Regions from separate parts of the Mus musculus genome. Here region 2 is linked to region 1. A link is a loop called in an ENCODE intact Hi-C map of the cell type or tissue named here. Cell type or tissue: left cerebral cortex. All regions are shown on one strand. Links, peaks and the distances in the headings refer to the core of each region. The heading gives the core; the rest is flanking DNA.

Region 1 (10,266 bases), core at 3,166-8,165:
CCCTCGGTTACTTTTCACTTTACAAAATATCCCAGACACTTTCTACCTTAGTGACATGAACACATGAGTTAACAGCTCACTCAGCAGTTTCTCCCAAGAAGTGAGTGCATCTGCGGCTCCTGACTGAGAGCTTTTGGGCAGTGTGAATGCATCCATGGGCATGAGCTCTCTAGTACAAGGCACTAGGGAACCACTGCTGTTGCTATGCTATTATTCAGTTGCCACTTAGACTCCTCCATTTGCATTGTCCTATGTCTGAATGTCCCTTCCTATCTGTTTGACTCATTCTTCTCCTGTCTCTCTATGAAATTTCCATCTCTATCTCTGGCCATTTGCTTACCATGGTTTAAAAAACCCCTGCACCCCAGTGATACAGTTGATTAGTCTGTGGTACATAAGCAGTTTGGCATCCTGAACACACTTTCCTCATTAACCCATTGGTGACTGTGACCCAGAACAGCAGTCACTCCTTCACAAACACCTCCTACCCTGGTTAGTCCTTTCCCCCATAGTTACACTCTCAAATATTTGAGTAACTCCATCACAGTTACTCTCAAATATTATCTATAAAATATACATTCCCTGGATACCCTCCTTATTTTCAGATGTTGACCAACATTTATGCTTTGCCCAGAATGCCTTGCCTGTTAATGTTACACAATTCTATTTACTGGAATCAGCACCCATAGCCTTAATTCTTCCCATAGTGTGGAATAGGACTAATGCTATTATCTAAGGCAAAACCTCTTTCTATGACTTAGTGCTCTCATTGCTTCTCTAAAACCCGTCTCCCAATAGCTATCTCCTCAACAAAACAAATGAGACAAGGACAAAACAACTGTTTGCATTTCCTAAAAGTCCCTACAACTGCATTTTACTCATTACCTCACTAAAAGCACACATGTCTCACACATGTAGTGACTCATATCCCAGAGTGTCCCCTCTATCTCACTGCCATATCCTCTTCATTGCACTAGCTGGTACCAGAGATTATATTAACCATTGTTTATGCCCTCATTATAAACTTTCCCTCTGGGAGAAAGCAAGATCAACAGAGGAATCGAGACTTCTCATTCTGCTGCATTCCCACTTTTAAAAACAGTGTCTAAGACTAAAAGACACCATAACATCTTTCCATAAATGATTCAATACTCTATAATGTTTCTACTGCAATTACATAAGTCTCCTCTGAAGGCGATCTGAAGGACCAGAGTTTGATTGCATTTTGCTGTAACAGAGACTTCTGAAGGAGCAAGACCAAAACAAGCAAGGGTTCATCCCAGTGGTACTGTTATGAGAAGAAATGGATTCCAAGAGCTTGATTCCAGCTAGAAAAGGAGCTTGGATTCTGGAGGCTCTCACTGGATAGACAGACTTTGCACAGAAGCACAGTGCACAGACATTATGTGCACAGAGATTTTTAACTATGATGAAACAGGCTTTTGGATCCTTGACTCCAAAGGTAATGTTGGGATACAAAGATTGAAAAAAGCGTATAGAATGCTGAGAACTGTCATGGTCCATCATGCATTAACACAATGGCCCTTGGTATTTTCATCAAAAGAATTCATTTCAACCAGTTATAGTAGGTGAGTCACTGAACAGAAAGATCCTTTGGACTTGGAAATTGGCAGGGGAAGACTTTCTCCTAAAGATATTTTCATCCAATATTTGAATTACATAAGTGTCAAAATATGTCATTTGGAAGATGGTATTTTCAGCTCACACAAAATTACTTTTTTGAAAATAATATTTATAGAATATAGAATATGTCATTAATTATCTTTATTTTAAAATTAGAAAACTAAGACACATGTGTGCATCATGCTTTGTTTGCCAAACTTTAATTTTATAATTAACTTCTGTGATTGTAATTTGTCTTCATTGTTAATGATAATTTCTATAACATTGTAGCAATTGAGTAAAAATTTATCGTTCTTTGGTCTGCTTCTAGAAAGAAACATCCTTATTTTTTTTTAAAGATTGTCACAAAAAGTCTAATTTAGCAATAAAGTTTTAACAGGTGAAAAGACATATGGATAAATAAAAATGAGACAAAGAAAATACATTAAAATATCCACCAAAGAACATAGAGGGCCTGAGTATTTGTTCTATGAATGTTTATTTTACATTTTACTTAACTCTAATTTTTGAAGAACTGTTTTTATTGGCAATAAGAAAAACATTTATACCACAACCCCTTCTCCTAAGGCTCCAGGATCATTGGAGAAGAAAGAGCTGAAAAAGAAAGAGCAAGAAGTGGCCAATGAAATGGAGTTTCCAGGACACAGCAGGGCAGCCACACAGGTGAACCCACAGTGGTTGTGACTGGATGCACAAGACAAGTCAGACCAAATCTCAGAATGGAGAAGAGAGTGCGATATGAGGTTGCACCCCTAGCCAAGGAGGTATGAACAACTAGGGGAGGGAGAAGCAGTTTTCTCAAAGAGTGTAGTTTTTGGAAAGTCAGCCTTTGTTCCTAAGTTGCTTTTGGTCATGTTGTTTTATCATAGAAATAGAAACCTAACTCAGATGGAATGTGTACAGTACCTGAAAACATTGTACCATTTTACATATACAGCTTAAACATCTAAGGATTTGATGTCTATGCTAGTTCCTGCAAAGTAAAAATCAAGTTATCACTTGTGGAACTATGCTCAGCTCTGTGCTGATTTACTCCTTAGCAGAGATAGCACGTAATCGATTGTTTAGCCCAAAATTATAGATGGTAAAATCTCATGAAAATTCACTTGTAGTTATGGAAATAAAAATGAATACAACTTATCTGTATATTTCAGTTGATGGATCATAATTTGATAGAATGTGGAAATACTCCCATCTCCTACTTCTTTTCAGGCATTAGAGCTCCTGACCAAAGATCATGAGTCTGTACAACAGAAAGTGAGAAATGAGCAAGTCTCATGAATCTATGACATTTCCTGCAGATTTAGTGATGTACTCTGCACCACCAATAGTAAAAGAGAACAGGACATAGAGGAAGACAGAGTGGCTTCCAGTAGGAGTAATCAAGGGACAGAGCTTGTCATCCTGTGTTCTATTGGTTAAAGTGCACACAAAGTTCCCTCACAGTGCCTGGCTTCTGTTAGAAGTCTGATGAATGTTGTCCACCTGTTCATTCTTCTGACTTCTCAAACAGCCAAATTTCAGGACCTGTTGCCCATAGTGTACTGTCACAGCTGTACATGGCAGCTTTTCCATTTATATGGCAAGAACTATGTCTGAGCTGAGACAGAAAACATTGTGGGAGATAATTATTTGGGATCCAGAGTCAGATTGTTTGGACCAATTCATCATCTTGAGTTTTACTAGGTTGTGATCCTGGCCAACCGTTGTGCCCCAGTTTTCTCATACATGTATGCCAGAGTATTTGTTAGGGGGAGTAAATAAATACATGCATAATACTTAGACAGCTACCTGGCTCATGGTAAGATGCAAAGTACCAATAAAAGGAAGTTTCCTTCTCCTTCCTTCTCCTTCTTCTCCTTCTCCTTCTCCTTCTCCTTCTTCTCTTCTTTCTCCTCCTCCTCCTTCTTCTTTCTCTTCTTCCTCCTCTTCCTTCTCTTCCTCTTCTTTTATTATTATTTGCTATTATTGTTATACTATTATGACTTTATTTCTTCATAGGTGGCATCAAATGGTATAGTAATAAATGCTGCTATTTTAATTAAATATTCTGACTTAGTGTTCATTAGCAATCACACTATACATGTACAGAAACAAGAAATCAAGGCAAGAACTTAAAAGTCACTATAAACATATAGCGTTTACTTATGTTGTATTTGTGTTTCAATCTTCATAGAGAGTAATCATGAAACAGTAATATTTAGCATTTGGGAAATAATGGATCATTTGATCACTTCCTTCCTTTTTCAGCAAAAGGAGACATTTTTTTATAGACTATTTTTTTTGCCCAAGGATTCGGTGATTCTAAGACAAAGGATGAAGGGACATAGATCCTACCAGTCAACCTAGGCTATCTACCCCAGTTCTTAGCATAACTCTTGCCTATCCTTTCTCACTATTCACAATGTTTAAGCCTTTTCTGTCCATTTTGTTTGAGATCACAAGCCTGGCAATTAGTTATTTATTGAACTCTTATCAAATATTTGCTAAGTATAAGGCAAAAAGACCTAGAAATTTATAACAATAACCCCTCCCTCTTTCTCTCTCACATAAGTCTAAATGTGTGAAAGATCTATAACAGAAATACTCAATATCTCTGGATCCACAATGAAAACCAATGTAGCAAACACTAAGAACACACAAGAATGAGGACCTCATTAAACAGGCAGATGGCAGTGTTCTCACAAATTAAGACAGCATTGGTGCTTTGACCTTACCATCCTATCCCAACCATTCCTCCTTGAACGTCTTAGCATTTTCAGAATAAAATGTGACCCAATACACACTTTGAAAAGGAGTTCTAAAGTTTCTTATTGAGGACATTCAGACATGCTGAACTGTGCTTATGGGCATGCCTCCTTATTAGTAGATTGGGTAACCCAGGCATTTATAATTATAATTATATCATATATTCTCATCCACTTCTTGGTATTATTAGATTTCACAAAGTCATACTTTTCATGAAGTTACTGGTATTTTGTCCTTCATTTTTTTGATATTGGTAAGATAGTAAATGAAGCTTTTAAATTAGATTTATGGTAGCAATATAAAGTGAAAAGTATGTCATGGCAGCCCATGTAGGCTGAGGAGCAGAATGCTGCCATCACTAGATCAACAGCAAAAGACAATATGTCTTTAATGAATTTATTACTAGATCCTGAATATGTGGCCAGAAGATTTGTACCCAACAGGTAAAATTCTATAAATCTCTATTTCAAATGTCACTGAACATAGTTTCACTCTTCAACCTATCCTGTAGTCTCTAGAGAAACCCACCAGGCAGGAGGGCAAAATGAAAGACTTACTGTGTAAGCCACTAGTAAAGCTAGCACTATTAGCAAGGGCAAGTGAATGGAAGATAAAACATGACCTGTGTTGTCAATGAGGTGAATTCATGTTCAGCCTTGATCCATTTCTATGGCCAATAACCAGGGGAAGTAAAGTCAAGTCTTTCCTTCGAACTTCAAAAGTCAGCAGGCAGAGGACAAAGAAGCAATGGGCCATAAAAGATCAGGGCTGAGCTACATTCTTCAAAGGCCAGAAGCAGATCATGTTTTAATACCTGGATCTGGGACATGCCAACTGCTAAACCAAGAACTAGATGAGCCCCAAGTGAACCTCACTCATTTTGTTTGAAGGTTGGTACTAGAAGTACCACATTATAATGGACTTTTTAAAGTGAATCCATCCAACAGGAATATGTACACTGAAGAAGTCAGAGAAAGACTGAAAATGGAGGAATTGGGTCATTAGAAGGGAGGGAGAATATAGTGATCCTGTTTTCAGGATGTCTTCGTTATCTTTAGATATATATCCTTTCTTGTCCTTCCAGAATCTCAATCAACAGTTATGGTTTATACTATATGACAGAGCATTTGTGTTAGACATTCAAGCAACTTAAGTTGTTTAAAACTAATAGTCTCCATGTATCTCTCTCTCTCTCTCTCTCTCTCTCTCTCTCTCTCTCTCTCTCTGTCTCTCTCTCTCAAATGAGATGAAAGACAATCACAGTGAGGAGGAAAAAATATATTATTATGTCCCACAACCATGACATCGGTCCGTTCACAATGGTGACTAGGTGGTCGAAATCTACAAATGCAATATCTGGAGATTTCCTATGTGCCAGAAAACTGTGGCACCTAACACAGCCTCTCTGACACCTCCATTTCCCCCTCTGCTTTCTCTTTGGGGAGCCAGGGTCCTCTGCTTGCTAGCAACAAAGAATACAGCAGATGGCAGCAAGCAGCTGCCACATGCTCTGAGCTTATCATGTCCAAGTCCTGTTCAGCCCGGCTGAAGGAAGGTTGAAAGGGGAGGTAACTTGTCAGATTTCTGTGTTCTCTTTTTCTTCTTCTGTCTCTGCCTTTCCTCCAACTAGAAAGAAAGAAGCATTTAATCTCTAACTAGCACATAAAATCAGCAATTAGAGGCTGGACAAGAACACAGGTTTGTTCCTGAAGGCTGAGCCCTACCTGAGTCTGAACAGTAGTGGAAGAAGGCCACACTTGCTGCCTGCCCTGCTGCCTTGTTCACTTCTCAGCCTTCAGGGGCTATTGAGCATTCCTTGGATATACATTCTGAGAACACTCATCCAAAGCCAAATTCTTCATAGGCCATTTCTACTCCCTCTACCTGTCCATCTTACACCAGCAGCCACGCAGAGGACACAGGTAGCAGGAAGGCCTGAGAGCCCCCAGCTTTCAGCCCAGGAGCGCAGAGATAAGCTTGGATTCTCCTAACTCAGCCTCTGCAGACCACAGCAGAGCTGTCAACATGCCCTGTACTTCTCTGAGCCCCTGCCTTTAAACTTGTCCTGTTTAACTCAGCTCAGAAGCCTGGAATCTGTGAAAGTAAACATTTCTTATCCCTTGGATAATCTGGATAATGCAATTTAAAATACAGACGTCTATTCCCTGGACAAACACAACTGCCCTGACGTTAATGGGGCCATTTATCTGTGTTGAAGTTGGTAAGCCATGAGCACTGTTGGTGATGTTGGGATTTGGGGGATCTGATTAGCTCTGTAGTTCAAGTGACAGTAAGAACAGTGCCTGTGGCATGGGTTGGTTTCTCCTATCTTTTGGGTCATTGAATAACTTGAATCTTTTCTCCTCTGTGCTAAAATCTGAAAGGTAAGGTTTTGGTTTTTTTCTCGATTTAGACAGTCCAGTTTATTTTTCATAACTATCAAGGCGTACCTCAGCCTGGCATCCTGTTTCAGTGAGGTTCTCCAAACTTAAAATTTCTACAAAAGACAGACCCTGCAGGAAACTAGGATTACAGGTTTTAGCACCAAGTCTTTGAATTCAAAATATTTAAAAATACCTTCAGTACGTGGATGCATTTGGAGCTACCACACCTTCCTGCCTGGCTCACTAACTGGAAGTTCAGGCTTTCCTATTCAATTGACCCTGACTGTCTCAGGTGATCGCATCGCACAAACAGTGCAATCACAGTACAAAACTCAGCCGATGGACTTTCTAAAACTGGTTCATACAAAGTGTTGAAATAGAGTACAGAATGTTAAAACAGAGTCCTGAAAGAAAAAAGAAACCACTCCCAAATACCTTTGCAAAGTGAAGCAAAATGTGGATATCCACATTTTAGTAGAAGTTGGATAAGAACATTTTCCTCCCCTGCATCATTTCTGGGATGAACCATTTGGCTAAATCTCTGGTTTCTTAGCAACAGATAGTAACTGATTAGGTAAGTGATTCCTATTTATCCTAATAAAAAAATTATGAAATAGTGAAAATGTGAATCTATTAGCAAAATGAGAGAAAAATTCAAATCTCTAAGAGATGTTTCTTAGAAGCCTTTCAAAATACTTTAAAAACACTTTGAAAAAAATCCAACTTGCGAACTTTGAATTTTATCTCAGTCCATTGTCCTGAAGTCCAACTATTGAGAAATAACTCCCCAGGAAAGGCCCTTGCCTGCTTTATTCAGCTCAATGGTGTATCTACTTCAGGAAGACTGTCAAGCTACAGGCTACTTGGAGGGTCTCATGATATTTACCTTTCTTTTTTATCTTTTTGCAGCTCACTGACTTCACTGAATAACTAGGCAGCAGACTTCATGATCTATTTCTTACACCACCACACCCCGGGGGCCACCTCACCACTGGGGTTGCTGATGAGTGTCACTGTGTCTGTGACTTTATTTGGGTGCTGAGCTGGGCTAAGGTCTTCATGTTGCATGGCAAAAACACTCTGTTAACTGAATCATCTCACTAGTCTTGAAACACAGCTATCCTAAAAGTTCCCCCAGAGATGGAGAACAAATTCTCTATGCATTTAATGTTCTCTTCCTATTAAAGGCCATTTTGCTTCTCTTATAGAAGTGGGTTGCAAAGGCAGATAGCCTTTAAAATAAGCACGAATTTACTATTGTATATGAGAACAGGATGATACAAAGCAGAGCAAGACAGGCTTCCCAGAGTGTACCAGCTCAAAATCCCCCAAAGAACACATGATTTGTACAAATTCCTCTGGATTGGGATGCTGTGTACATTTTCGAGTGAAGGGAAAAAATGGAATAATTTCAAGGCTTTCTAGAAACAGATAAGAATTGGGTAAAAGGGAGAATCACATACCACTTGACGGCTGACACTGTCCTGCCGGCCAGAGGAAAGAGGTGAGAAGCCAGACATAGAGCCCTGGTTTTCCCAAGGTCACCCAGGCTCTAACCAGAATAAAATAAAAATGCACAAAATGTAGAACAACACAATCTCTTTTCTTTGAACAATTTAGAGAGTAGATACAAAGCAAAAACCTAAAACTGCAACACAACTATCTATATTATATATTATTGCATAATATATAATCGTAATTATGTATAATATATTATAGAGTATTAGTATATTCATATGTTATTATATTTTGGATAGTACATATATTATGTAGTAAATCACAGAAGCTGCACATGTTTGAAGAAAAAGCAACTGCAACTTGAGAGCTTCTTTATCTGTAGGAGTGTAGCGTTGCTCTGAGAATCCACAAAAAACCTACTATCTTCATCCACAAGAATTGTAATGGTGTGTGCGTGCATTTGTGCATGGCTCTGCCATTGGCTTGGCTTGTGAAATGTCACTGATGCTCATTTTGCATGGATAACAAACTAGTAACTCCTGCACCCAGTGATTTCTGAGTCCTTGATTCTCTCTCTCTCTCTCTCTCTCTCTCTCTCTCTCTCTCTCTCTTTCTTTCTTTTTTCTTTTATTTTTTTAATTTCTTTAGTTTCTGCCTTTGAATCCATTTTGTAAATTACTGGACAGGTAAAGAGAAGCAAGGCTATTAGCGAGAGAAGGTCAGCTCCGTCCTAAGGAAATATTAGTGGTGGATTGATGCCCTCCAGCCTGCCTCCAAGAAAAATACAAGGAAATAAAATAGCTAAGTGGAGAGTATGACATACCAAGAAGGAGTACATGCTAAATTTCTTTCACTGTGAATTGACAATTAAGCATATTAACATTTTTATTATGTTTTTTACTAACAGGTAGCATTTTTTCAAACCATTAAGATCTCAGAAAAGTATTACATGACTGTGTCACTGTTATGGATTTTAAGACAGTTGCCCGGCATGGAATGACACAGTATCTCCCTCCCTCTCAAATGATTGTTTCTCAATCATATTTTGCACCAGGAATGGCCTAATGGTCTGGTCATGTTCCAGAGGTACAAGAAGAAAACATGTTTAAGAGCATTTCTTCAGCCCGTGAGTCCCAGTGTTAAGATGGAAGTCTGAATTGAAAAGGCAGAATGACTTACAACAACCAGTCAGAGGAAAGCATGGGATTCATATCCCAGATGGAAAATCTGGGAAGAAGAGGCAGAGATACCAAACCTTTCTTTCTTTGGCAAATACAAAATGCAGGCTGCACCTCAAGCCTGCTTCCAGGATTTGCTAAATAAGAATTTCATGGCAAATTATCAAGAGCCTGCAGAACCACTTGGTTTGTAACCCACATACTGCTCGGTGTCACTTTCCTGTTGTTCTGCTAGAAGTTATTCATATTGAAGACAGCAGTGGATCCTGGCCTTAGACAACCAAAGAATCAATAAGATTGTGCTGGCATCAGCTGCGTGAGCCTTAGAATAGAAATTACTTGAACCCTCATAATGTTTGTTAGTAGAGTTCCTTTTGATCTGTTGAAGTCTTAAATGATCAGCAGAGAGGAGTTCTATAAAATGCTCTCTTCATTCAGTTCTTCACTCTGCTTGGTCTGAGTTTTCTTAAGTTGCCAAATAAACAAGGTCAGGTCAAAAGGCTTCCAAAACAGTCCAGCTATCCCCTCTCCCACTCTTGGTGATGTTGTAACAGGAAATAGGAACCTAAGTCTGAGTGTTTACCATTTATAGATCTGCACGTATATCCAGAAGAGCTAATTGAAGAGAAAGTGAAGAGAGAATATGGTTCTTGGAGTATAGAAAACCAAGACCCAAAGTCTTTTTTCCAAGTTCTTGATGTTTTAGAGTAAAAACAGAAGCCGAAGGCTAATTAGCAGTTAGAGGGTAGATCTGGACAGCAGCTATCCTATAAGGCTTGCAAAGCACATATAAACTCCATGTGGTTTGGCAAGAAAGCAAAAAAAGGGTGTCCCAGTCCCATGCCTAAACTGAC
Region 2 (10,266 bases), core at 3,269-8,268, 1.5 Mb after region 1:
CTTTGTCTTGGTAAATTATCATCCTACAAATCCTGAACTCTGTAAAATTCTTTTTTAATTGTTAAAATGATTTAAAATCAATTTTTAAATTTATTTTAATTGTTTCAGATTTAATAGAGTAAAAAACATTGAAATGTATTTTCTAAAGTCCCATTAAGGCTTAGAATAGGTGTTATATTTTATATTATTCTTACTGATCAATATAAAATTGCGTATAGGAACTTACCTTCTGGACTTTAAACAGCCCATTCACAATTGTTCCACATGGCTGAATCTTCAGTTTACTAATCCTGGGAGTTTCCCTGGCTCTCTTAACAACGTTATTTGGGACTTCGTGGTTAGATTCAACATCAACCACAACTGAGGAACTGGTGACCTCCATGAAGTTACTGTGCCAAAGGTAGTTTGATATTTTAATTGTCCTCTTTGGGATAAATTTATCTTTAAACTGTGCGTTTAAAACTTTTACAAAGAAAAAATCTGTCTCCGTGGCCACTGTTGCATGAAATATCTCTTGTCTTCCTTCCTGAGTCTCACACTCAAAGGGATTTATAGCTTTCAGCACCGTGACAACAAGTGGATCTTTCTGTAAATCTTCTCTGATGGCTTCCTGTTCTGCCACCATCTGTTTCTTCTGAGGCTGTGACAAGAGAGAAAAGATGTTAGCTAGGGTCCACACTTACCCAAGCAGCCTTCATTCACAGTAAAACCCCAGGAAGAAAGAAGCTGAATTGAAGGGAAAATGGAGATAACGTTAGGAAGAGATTGGAGACCTAAAATTATCTAAGGGATATTTTGTGTTCTATGTTCAGACGGGGCAGTTTTACTGACTCTGGAGACAAAATTCCTGAATCAGAATCCTTCTTTGCTATGAAAAGTGTGTGTCAGAATCCTGAAACACTGCAAGGGGCTGAATCTGACTCTGTCTTCTTGTAATTCTACTACAGCATATTTTCCCCTCCAACTCTGAGCATGTAATTGACTCTTGCATCAGAGTGAGGAAGCTCAGTGATGTGCGCAGAGCTCCTGCACATTCCCAGGAATATTCCTGTGCATAATAGAAATGCAGATCATTCAATGTGAGGAAAGGAAGAGATCTCGGGATGAGATCCTACAGATGAATTAAAAGGAGATTAAAAATTAGAGTCAACTCTACCTTGGTAAGATTACTCTTAGAAGAATGAATTATTCTTGGAATGAATAAATTCTCATCTTGCCATTTTGTTCTTCCAGATTAAGAAATTAAGAGCAATAGGAGATAGTGTGTCTGTGTACAGGAATGTGCATGTATGTGTGTTTGCCCACGCATGTGTATGTTTTAGAAGCATATATATTAAGGCTTACATAAATTACATCTTATTATTTATAGTTATAAATCATCAAAATCTTTTAAATACCAAAAAATGGATTTTGTCAAATAAGGTCTTATAATACAACATATAAAAATTAAATGTTTTATAGGAATAATATAACAAACTATTTTAATTGATTTAACAAAGGATAAAGTATAATGCATTCCTTATTGGATAAATGCACAAATAACCCACATAACCTGGGATTAGTTTTTTGTTTAGTTTTGTTTTGTTTATTTTGTTCTTCCAAATTAAGAAATTAAAAATAATAAGAGACTGTTCATGTGCGCATTTCTGTATGTGACTGTGTGTTTGTTCATGCATGTGTATGTATCAGAAACAATACTATTTTAAAAGCAATTAACAATCCATAACTAAAGGAGACCCTGAGAGAAAGAGAGAGGCACAGAGCACATGCTTTGAACTGGATCTCTGCAAAACCTTGGGATGTGAGCCTGTGAGCTGATTTGATGAACGGCATCCCACTCTCAATTTGATCCAAAGCAGGAAAGTATCAAGTTCACTGAGAACTATTTTAGAATTTGTCTTCAGTCCTAGGCATTTTACTGGATTTTTCAGAGACTATACAATATGCATTTTTATGGGTGCTTACCAAAATGTAACATTTAAACTTGGGTATTGTTTTCTTCACAATTCTGGACATTTCTGAGCCAAACACAGAAGAAATGAGTGGGTGCTCTGGATAGAATGGTGTGCACAGCCTAAGCTTCTCTATGAAGTTTCATGACACTTTCTTTACAGAAAATGAAATTGCAGATGCTTGGTGGATTTTGTGATGGATCCCTATATGCTGCTCTGTCAGGACTAAGGGACAAGGACTCTCTTCCAGTTTTATCCCCTCTGCTACAAAGAGTCATTTCATGACAATAAGAGCAGGCACATCGTGACTAAAGGGACTGTGTTTTCCAACTACGTTGCAACAATCCTGAAGGGCATCCCTGGACCCTAAGTCTCCTGTGGAACAGGTCAAATTCTTTGCTGCAGTTCCATTGAACTAGAAACTTTCCCCATCCCCTCATCCTAAACCTCCTCACAAGAACTGATGCTGAGAGCAACCTGAAACATACTCACTGAAAAAGGTCCCTGTCAGAGTTTTCGTCAAAGAGAGGTTAACATAGCAACAGGTTATCATGTCCAGAGCATGGCAGAAATTAGAAGCTTCCTGGGCATGGACGCTGATGAATAGAAGTGATTTTTCTTTTTGTAATGCAGACATATCTCTCCTATCGTAGCCCGGTTTTCCTGATTTGTATGCTCAGAGATAAAGAACAGAAGGCTTCGAGTGCTGGAGGAGAGGGATAGTGATAAGAGTGTCACTAGCCACCTTAGCTTGAGGACAGACTTCTGTAGCAGCCTGTTCCTTAAAGTCATTGTCACTGCGGGTGGCAGAGGCAGCAGAGCAGTTTTCAGCTTGACTTCTATTTTCTACCTTCTGTGTTCCTCTCTTCTTTGTATTGGTCATGAGTTTACGTTCAGCTGAAGGAGAAAAAAAAAGGAGGAGGGTGAGAAGAAGAAAAGGAGAAGGTGAAGGGGAAGGGGAAGAAACAAGTAACAGATACATTAAAATCTATGAGTAAGCATGGCTGAGAATTAGAATTCTCGTTAGAATTCTAATGTTAATTAAAATATCATTAAAATATCGTTAATTTTTAAGAAGAAAATTAGAAGGGAGACAACAGCAGGGTGATAGATTAGGAGTTTCCCATCTTCAGGTCCTCACAAGAACATGACACAGGACTATGCACAGACAAGGCACCTTGGGGAAATCTCAGAAGGTAACAGAGGTGCCATCTAGAACATTAAGGCTGAGAAAAGTTCCTCTAGAGGTAGAGAGGAATGTTTTCATTTTAACTGTTTTCTCCTTCCCAAAATGGGAAAGTACCATGTAGAGAGAAGCCCACAGCCCTACACCTCCTAAGGTGAGGATTAAGGACAAGGAGTGTGCATGTGGCACTCCGGTAGTATGCAGGCATTGTAGAAGGCTCACTCTCATCTCATCCCACCCCATGAGAACTGTTGAGTACATTGGCAAGACTAGAATAATGGAAGTCAGTTAGAAATAAACAAAATAAAATGGGTCTTCCTGTGACTGATATGTGGTCTGCCTTGTGGAGTCACCCAATCAAAGAGAACATCCAATAGCATCTTTGCTAGCTTTGAATCATAGCCAACTTTCCACTTGTCTTACTACACTGTAAAAGGCATACACATACGCACATGTGTGGAGCACAGAATCCGAATCTGCCTGAACTCCACTGTGGAATGCTGACCCCACCCAACCTGAGAGCAATGTATCAGGCTTCCTGAAGATTATAGGTAATTTCATGCACACAGATGTCTTTGAAAGGAATCATCTGACCTAACCCAGCCACAGCCTATTGAGAAAATCACCCTACTCAGCCCCAGTGTTTGAAAAAAAATAAAAAGGCTTCTTGTTAAAGGCAATTGTGTCCGATATTTCTTTGGAGTAGAGGACCTGGTCTCCTCAAGCCTGGTGACCAAGAAGTGATGGGACTGGGATGAGTTTTGAGCTTAGCCTGTGGTTCAGCATGAGCCCAAACTGGGGGGAAAGTCTGTGATTTTATTCTATATATGGGTGTGTGATATGTGATGTATGGTGTATATGCGTGTGTCGATGGAGTGTGTGTGTGTGTGTGTGTGTGTGTGTGTGTGTGTGTGTGTGTGTGTGTGTGTGTTTAGTCTCAGGTCACACCCATTCCAAATGTCCCAGGAGCAGCATCCTTCCTATCCTTGGAACCCAATCTATCGCCATGAACAAATAGAGAATCTAAGTAGCAACGCTACCCATTTAGGACCTACATCCTGCAAACTTACTTAATTAGAGACGATCAAAGACTCTAGCTAGCAGCTCTATTGGACTGCTAAGCCCAGTTAGTGACCCTACTAAACCATGTAATGTAGATAATGTTTTTATTTGACCACAGAACACAAGCAGCAGCTTGGTCCAATCAGAAAACCTGAGAACAAGGTGTCTCCTTATAATTGATACCAACTGACATATGCATAGCACAGCCTGGGGTAAGAATAAGGGGGTTGTGAAGGAGAAGAGAAGTAGAACAAAGACCCAAAAAAGTTACTGCTTTCTCCTCCTCAAATGTGCAGGCACCCATCCAACATTTTATTCTGAAAAGGAAACTTCTTGTCCTGATTTTTAAGTGACCATCTATTAATATGGTCAGTGTTCAATTACTTAAGGAACTTATAGGTAAAGATGTTATAAGAACCTTTTTACGTGTGGTTTCCTCACAGAATCTGAAACATTCAGGGATGTTCATGGATTTAATTTTGTTAGATATCAAATCATGTAATGTATATGACTAACAGTTGTCACATAATAAGTATTCTGTCACTCTCTTTCAGACAACAGGAAGGAACTGAGTCTTGGTCAGGAATCCTATAGGGACCTTTATTCTTGTAGGCATGTCTAATCTATGGTCCATGAATCACATGTGCCAAGGACAGCTCTGAATGCAGCCCAATGCAAAACTATAAACTTCTTAGAATTTTTTGATCACATTTTTAACTCCATTGTGCTGTTATGGTGCATAAACTTTGGAAATGCTAGTGGCCTATGACTAATACCAAAATGACCAAATATGCTTGCAAGAAGTTCAACTGATCGTCCAATGGTTAGTGCTATGACATTTTTATTTATATTTTGGATATTTGCACATAAAAACATCCAGTCTCTGTTGACAGCACAGGAGAGGAGAAGAGAGCTAAGGGAGCCAAAGGGAATAAACATGTCACTCTGTTCTAGCCTATCAATCATACTGACCTTTTAAAAAAAATGCCATTGAGAGTGTTGTGTGGAAACATTTGGAAAAGTCATCTTCCCACTAGATACCTCTCGTTTCATTTAATAATTCAATGCACACTTTTCCTCTATCTAAGATCATTATACTTGGAGAATTTCCTTAGGTTTGCTTGGGTTTGTCATGCTTATTTAACCTCATAATTTTTCACCTGTTCTCTTGCTCAAGCCTCAACTAAAGGTCGGGACCCTGTTATCATTCTTTAATGACATCGTTTAATTTGTTCAGATACACACACATACACACACACACACACACACACACACATACACACACACACACACACACACACACACACACACACACACACACAGTTTTCATGAGGCAAGGCCACGTCATGCTGAACATTTACCAGAAGAAACACAAGGCAAAACTGCTGGGAAACAAGCCAGAGATCAATGCTCTACCGTAGCAGCCACTGGCATCACTGACACAGCTGTGGTCAAGGCAGGCTTGAAGATGACTTCAAGTAGCACTTCCAAGCTGCAAAGTGCCTAAACTGACTTCTAGATCAGCAGTCACTCCTGAGTTTTCAACCAGGTCTCAAAGTAGATCTTTTGAGCTAATCAAGCCGATAAAACCCCACCATTATTACAGAAGTAAAATAGAGGAAATTTTTTTAAGTAAGGGGGCTTTATATCATCCTATCCAGAAAAAAAAAAAAAGAAGCCATGAATAGGAATTAATTTCGGGAGTTAAAACTAAAACATGCTATCAGGCTCGCTTAGTTCAGTAGATGAACAGTAGTGACTGGAGCAATGATGTGTTCTTACTGCCACTGTGTGGTCAAATGTAAGAACTACACTTTCTGTCCAATGTCAGCTACTCTTAAACTAATCGTGATCAGGCCTTGCTCTAAGTTCCTCAAAGTCACATAGCATCTTATACCTGTATGTGATTTTTACCCTTACTTCATCACTTAGACGGCGTATAAATAACCCTCTGGAATCCAAGCCCCTGCTGCTGCATCACACACATCTCCTCGGCAAGCAGTTAACATTTTGAAGCTTCTGTATTACATAGTGTCCCCAAACCACTGCCTTTGGAATCTCTCATTTTAGGGACTCCCTTGATGAGGTATACTTTCATTGGCTCTTATTAGTCATTTGAACCCCAAGGACATCCCAGTTGTTCTTAAGGAGTAATTGGAAACTTAACGACATGGCATATAATTTGTGGAGAGTGAGAGCTGGTTTATTGAATGCAAACACGTGCTTTGTGTCCTGGAAGTTCATAATGTCGTCTATGCTAGAGATAAAGGAAGGATTAGAAACTCCATGCAGTAGAAGCGCAAAGGCTTCCTTAAAAAGGCCAACTGGGACCATGGCAGGATGGCTCAGCGCGGAGGTGGATAGTCCATGGCAAAGTTAAACAGTTCTCTGGTTTGTATGTTCAAGGCTGTGTTTTCTTCATGTCACAGCCAGGCAGGCCTTCAGCCAAGTGTGAAAACCTTAAGTACTGTGTAATGAGACCTTGGACATTAACACCGACCTGCCATTTCCGCAGTTTCTGCAAGTAGATTGGAGACAGACTCTGGTGAAGAGAGAGACAATGGTGGCAGCCCTGACTACCGGCATCAGACACGGCTAAGGAATTTGTAACATGCTGTTTAGTGACTCTGGGGGGTGAAGGGCCTGGTGATTAAGGAAATTAATTTCCTACAATACAATGTAGAAGGGTTTCATTTCTCTCATATCATTAAGGGAGGGCACTCCTACGCACCTTCTTTCTTTTTCTCTTCAAGAGCATTTGCAATATGCATATAATTCAACTTCTGGAAAATATTAATGGCCTTGGTCACTGCAGACGCCGCACCTGCACTTTGAATCAGGTGGTCAGCTAACTCTGTCCTATCTGCCACGTCGAGTGTGCTCCTGGCAATCTGAAACTCAGTCAAAGCAAAGTACTTGAACCGTTTCAGTTCTTCCTCCGTGATGTGGTCCAGGCCGGTCAACAACAGCATTTCCCGGTACTCACTCTCCATCTCACAGTCCCAGGATCAGCCTGAAAAGAAACCTCGGCCGTAAGATTACAGCACTCTATGCAAGTCTACATTCAGGACACACAAGGTAAGTGGTTAACAAGGCATACCCAAGATGACAGAGCAGGAGGAGAGCATTAGGTGAAACGTGAAAAATGAATCGCTATGCAAGATGATCAAAAAAGGATACTTTCAAAGGGCATGTGGTAACCTAGGAATTCTTAGGGTTCCTGACCCCTGCAAAGTGTAGAATATGGCACAGTGTGTATACTTCAGGCATATAACTTAAAATTTAACATACATATACATGAAATATATTTACCAGTTCATTCACTTGAGGACCATATTTTGCTGTCCCATCTCTTCAAATTCAAGATCAGAAGATTTTTCTCCTGTATTCTTCTCTAGAGACTTAAAAGGTTTAACTTGTATATCTATGACCTATTCTGGATTCTTTTGTATATGGTATAAAACTATACAAAGATCCTTTTGTGCACGTGGCAAAAATTTTCCGTGATTGTATGGAGAAGACCATGTCTTCTTTGTTTTCCAAAAAAATTCACTTTCCCATATATGAGTTGGTCTATTTAAGGATTCTTTCCCTTGTTCCTTAATTTATCTCTCTCTTAATTTAGGATGTATGTGATATTCTGAATGGGAACATTCAATAAAAAGAAGATGTCAATTTGTCAATTAATAGACAAACTACATGCAAAATCTCAGAGAAATCATGTAAGGATAATTCTACATCTGCATGCAAAGCTAAGGACAAAAAGATACCAAATATGTTAAAATATTCACCAAGTAACACTCTGCCGACTACCTATAAATGCTTTTAAAGACTTAATAATTAGGGAAGTCAAATGGTAAGCAGAAAAATGTCAGAATAAAATCAGAACCACATATACAAAAAACATGGCACATAAACAGTATGAATAAATCTGAAAGAAAGAATTATCAGCAAAGAACAGTATTCAGAAAAATTATGTGGGAGATGATAATAATTGATCTTTATCTTATATCACAGAAAAATAAATACTCACCTAGATACAATAGCTAAATAGGAATAGCAGTACAGTTGAGAAACACTGGATTTTTTTTCTTCACTTTACATTGAGAAAAAGGAAAACTTCCTAAACAATATACATAAAGGACATGTTAGGGAGGCAAGAGTTATTAAATTTCATCGAAAACATAGTCTAAAATTCTGCATGAAAATACAAACAATGCAAACATCAACAAAAAGGTCCAAATTGGGATTGTACCGCCTCCAGTGTCTATGATGAATAAACGCCTTGTTTTCAAATATGTGAAGAAAACCACATATCTGTGAGAAATTGTCAACTGCCTAGGTGAAGAGTGGTGAAAAGAGATGAACAAGCAGTGTGCTTCAGTATGTGATGACGTTGTGTAACAATATCATTAACACTGCTAGTAGTCTGTTACTTTGCAGTGAACAAGGTAGAAGAAATAAGACCAGAACAGGGGGATTCATGAGAAGAAAACAACAGGTCAAAGACCCTCACATTTCCCACCACTGCAGACTATTTCAATGAGCTCTATAGACTACAGTTAATGAGACCTTGCCACTCTCGGTAAAAACTGGGCAGGTAAGGAAGAGATCAGAGTATCTCTGCTTACGTGGGTGGTGCTCATATTCAAAGCCCAAAACTACCATAAGCACCCTTTCCAACTTAAGACATACAATACACCCAGAATAGCCACAGCGAGGAGTCTGCACCAGGGCACCAGTCCCTTCGACAAACGGGAAGTAGGAAATCTCCTCTGACTTAGTATGTGGAGGATGCTAATCACCTCAGCATGCTTTCTGCTGGTCTGTGTGAAATTTTAATCTTTCTACACCCATCTTCGATAAAAACATAATCACAGTTAATCACACTTTATATGAAAAATTAAGACATTGATTCCTCCAAAGGTTGTTTATCTTATTTACATACAATTTTTCATTTTACTATAGAATAAGTCTTCAAAAAAAAGTTGTAAACTATTGGTTGAGACGAAAATGAATCTCAGCAGTAGAGCCCTTGACTCCTATGTGGGAGGTTCTGGGTTCAACTGAAAGGACCAGGAAATACAGCCACAGTGAGGTGCTGGGTAGAGGGTGGATTATCAGCGAAGGAAATGCACTCCAATCCTCAGGGCCAGCAAGAGGTGCAGCTGCAATCTGAGAGTACAGTGCTATGCCTCGCAGAATGCATATGCCAAGTGCTCGCACAGGGAGCCTGAGAGATGGAAAGGGTTAAGAAAGACATATATGATAGGCTGGCCTCTTTCTAAACAGGGAGGGCTGTTACACTATGTGAAAGTGCCCTTTACGGCATACCTGGAAAACACCAGCTCTGCAGTAATTGTTGGTTCAATTTGGGATTTGAGGCACAATGACTTACCTGACGCCACCCAGCTTCTAAAGGATGACTATGCGGCCAGACCTCAAGTCTCCTGAATCAAGTCCTCTGTACTGTCTTGTTCCCACTGCCTTTGTATTATTCACAGAATGGGCAACAATACCTTTAAATTAAAAAACAAAACAAAACAAAACAACAACAAAATTCTAACGTTATTGGCTGTTATTCGAAGACACACATTCCGTAACTCTCTTAAAGTATTAATAATGATATAATAATTGCCATCTTTTCCCCTTGTCAAAACCATTTATCTCTCTTCACTGTGTGTTGGAATAAATTAAACCCACCCTCTCTGTAGATTTCTACTCAAACTTCCCTGCATATGTATTATAAAACTAAAACTGGCCCTGTTCCTCTCTGTTACCACAAACTGTTTCGTTTTCCTCTCTACTTGTCTACTTAGCAATCCAGTAGTTTTTTGGTTCACATTCTGTGCTGGAATAAAAGTGGCTTGTGGGCAAGGACTCTGTTGTTCATGTCTGCAGTCCTGGCTCCTAAAATAGCATCTGCAATACAAGCATTCAACAAACATTCATTGACTTTTTCTAAGTAAAAATACAGTTCTAGGTGTCTTCTGGGCTGGATTCTGGGTGCTTTTAGTTTGACTAAGAAGCCCAGTTGAAAGGTCACAGAACAATATGGCAGGAAAT

What was found. Hi-C counts contacts between places; a loop is a spot of excess contacts. Peaks named below come from ENCODE experiments on the same cell type or tissue, not always from the same donor. Only the 100,000 strongest peaks of a DNase experiment are listed, where the experiment ranks them.
Region 2: a loop joins it to region 1, with 4 times the contacts of the local background. A loop is called at or near these places in 2 of 42 quality-filtered maps.

The regions. Positions count from the first base shown.
Region 1 is chr1:174,995,624-175,005,889 of GRCm38, reverse strand. No RefSeq gene overlaps it. Among named protein-coding and RNA genes, the nearest start is that of Grem2, 79 kb to the right of the region's middle. In left cerebral cortex, for the core only: a CTCF peak has its summit at 5,874 (motif pointing right); a DNase peak (open chromatin) is centred at 5,876.
Region 2 is chr1:173,452,281-173,462,546 of GRCm38, reverse strand. Aim2 (absent in melanoma 2) reads right to left here. Exons shown (of 9, transcript NM_001013779.2): 3 at 9,599-9,719; 4 at 8,234-8,323; 5 at 6,932-7,213; 6 at 2,698-2,849; 7 at 227-640. The coding sequence starts at 7,193. Among named protein-coding and RNA genes, the nearest start is that of Ifi206, 34 kb to the left of the region's middle. In left cerebral cortex, for the core only: a CTCF peak has its summit at 5,995; a DNase peak (open chromatin) is centred at 5,998.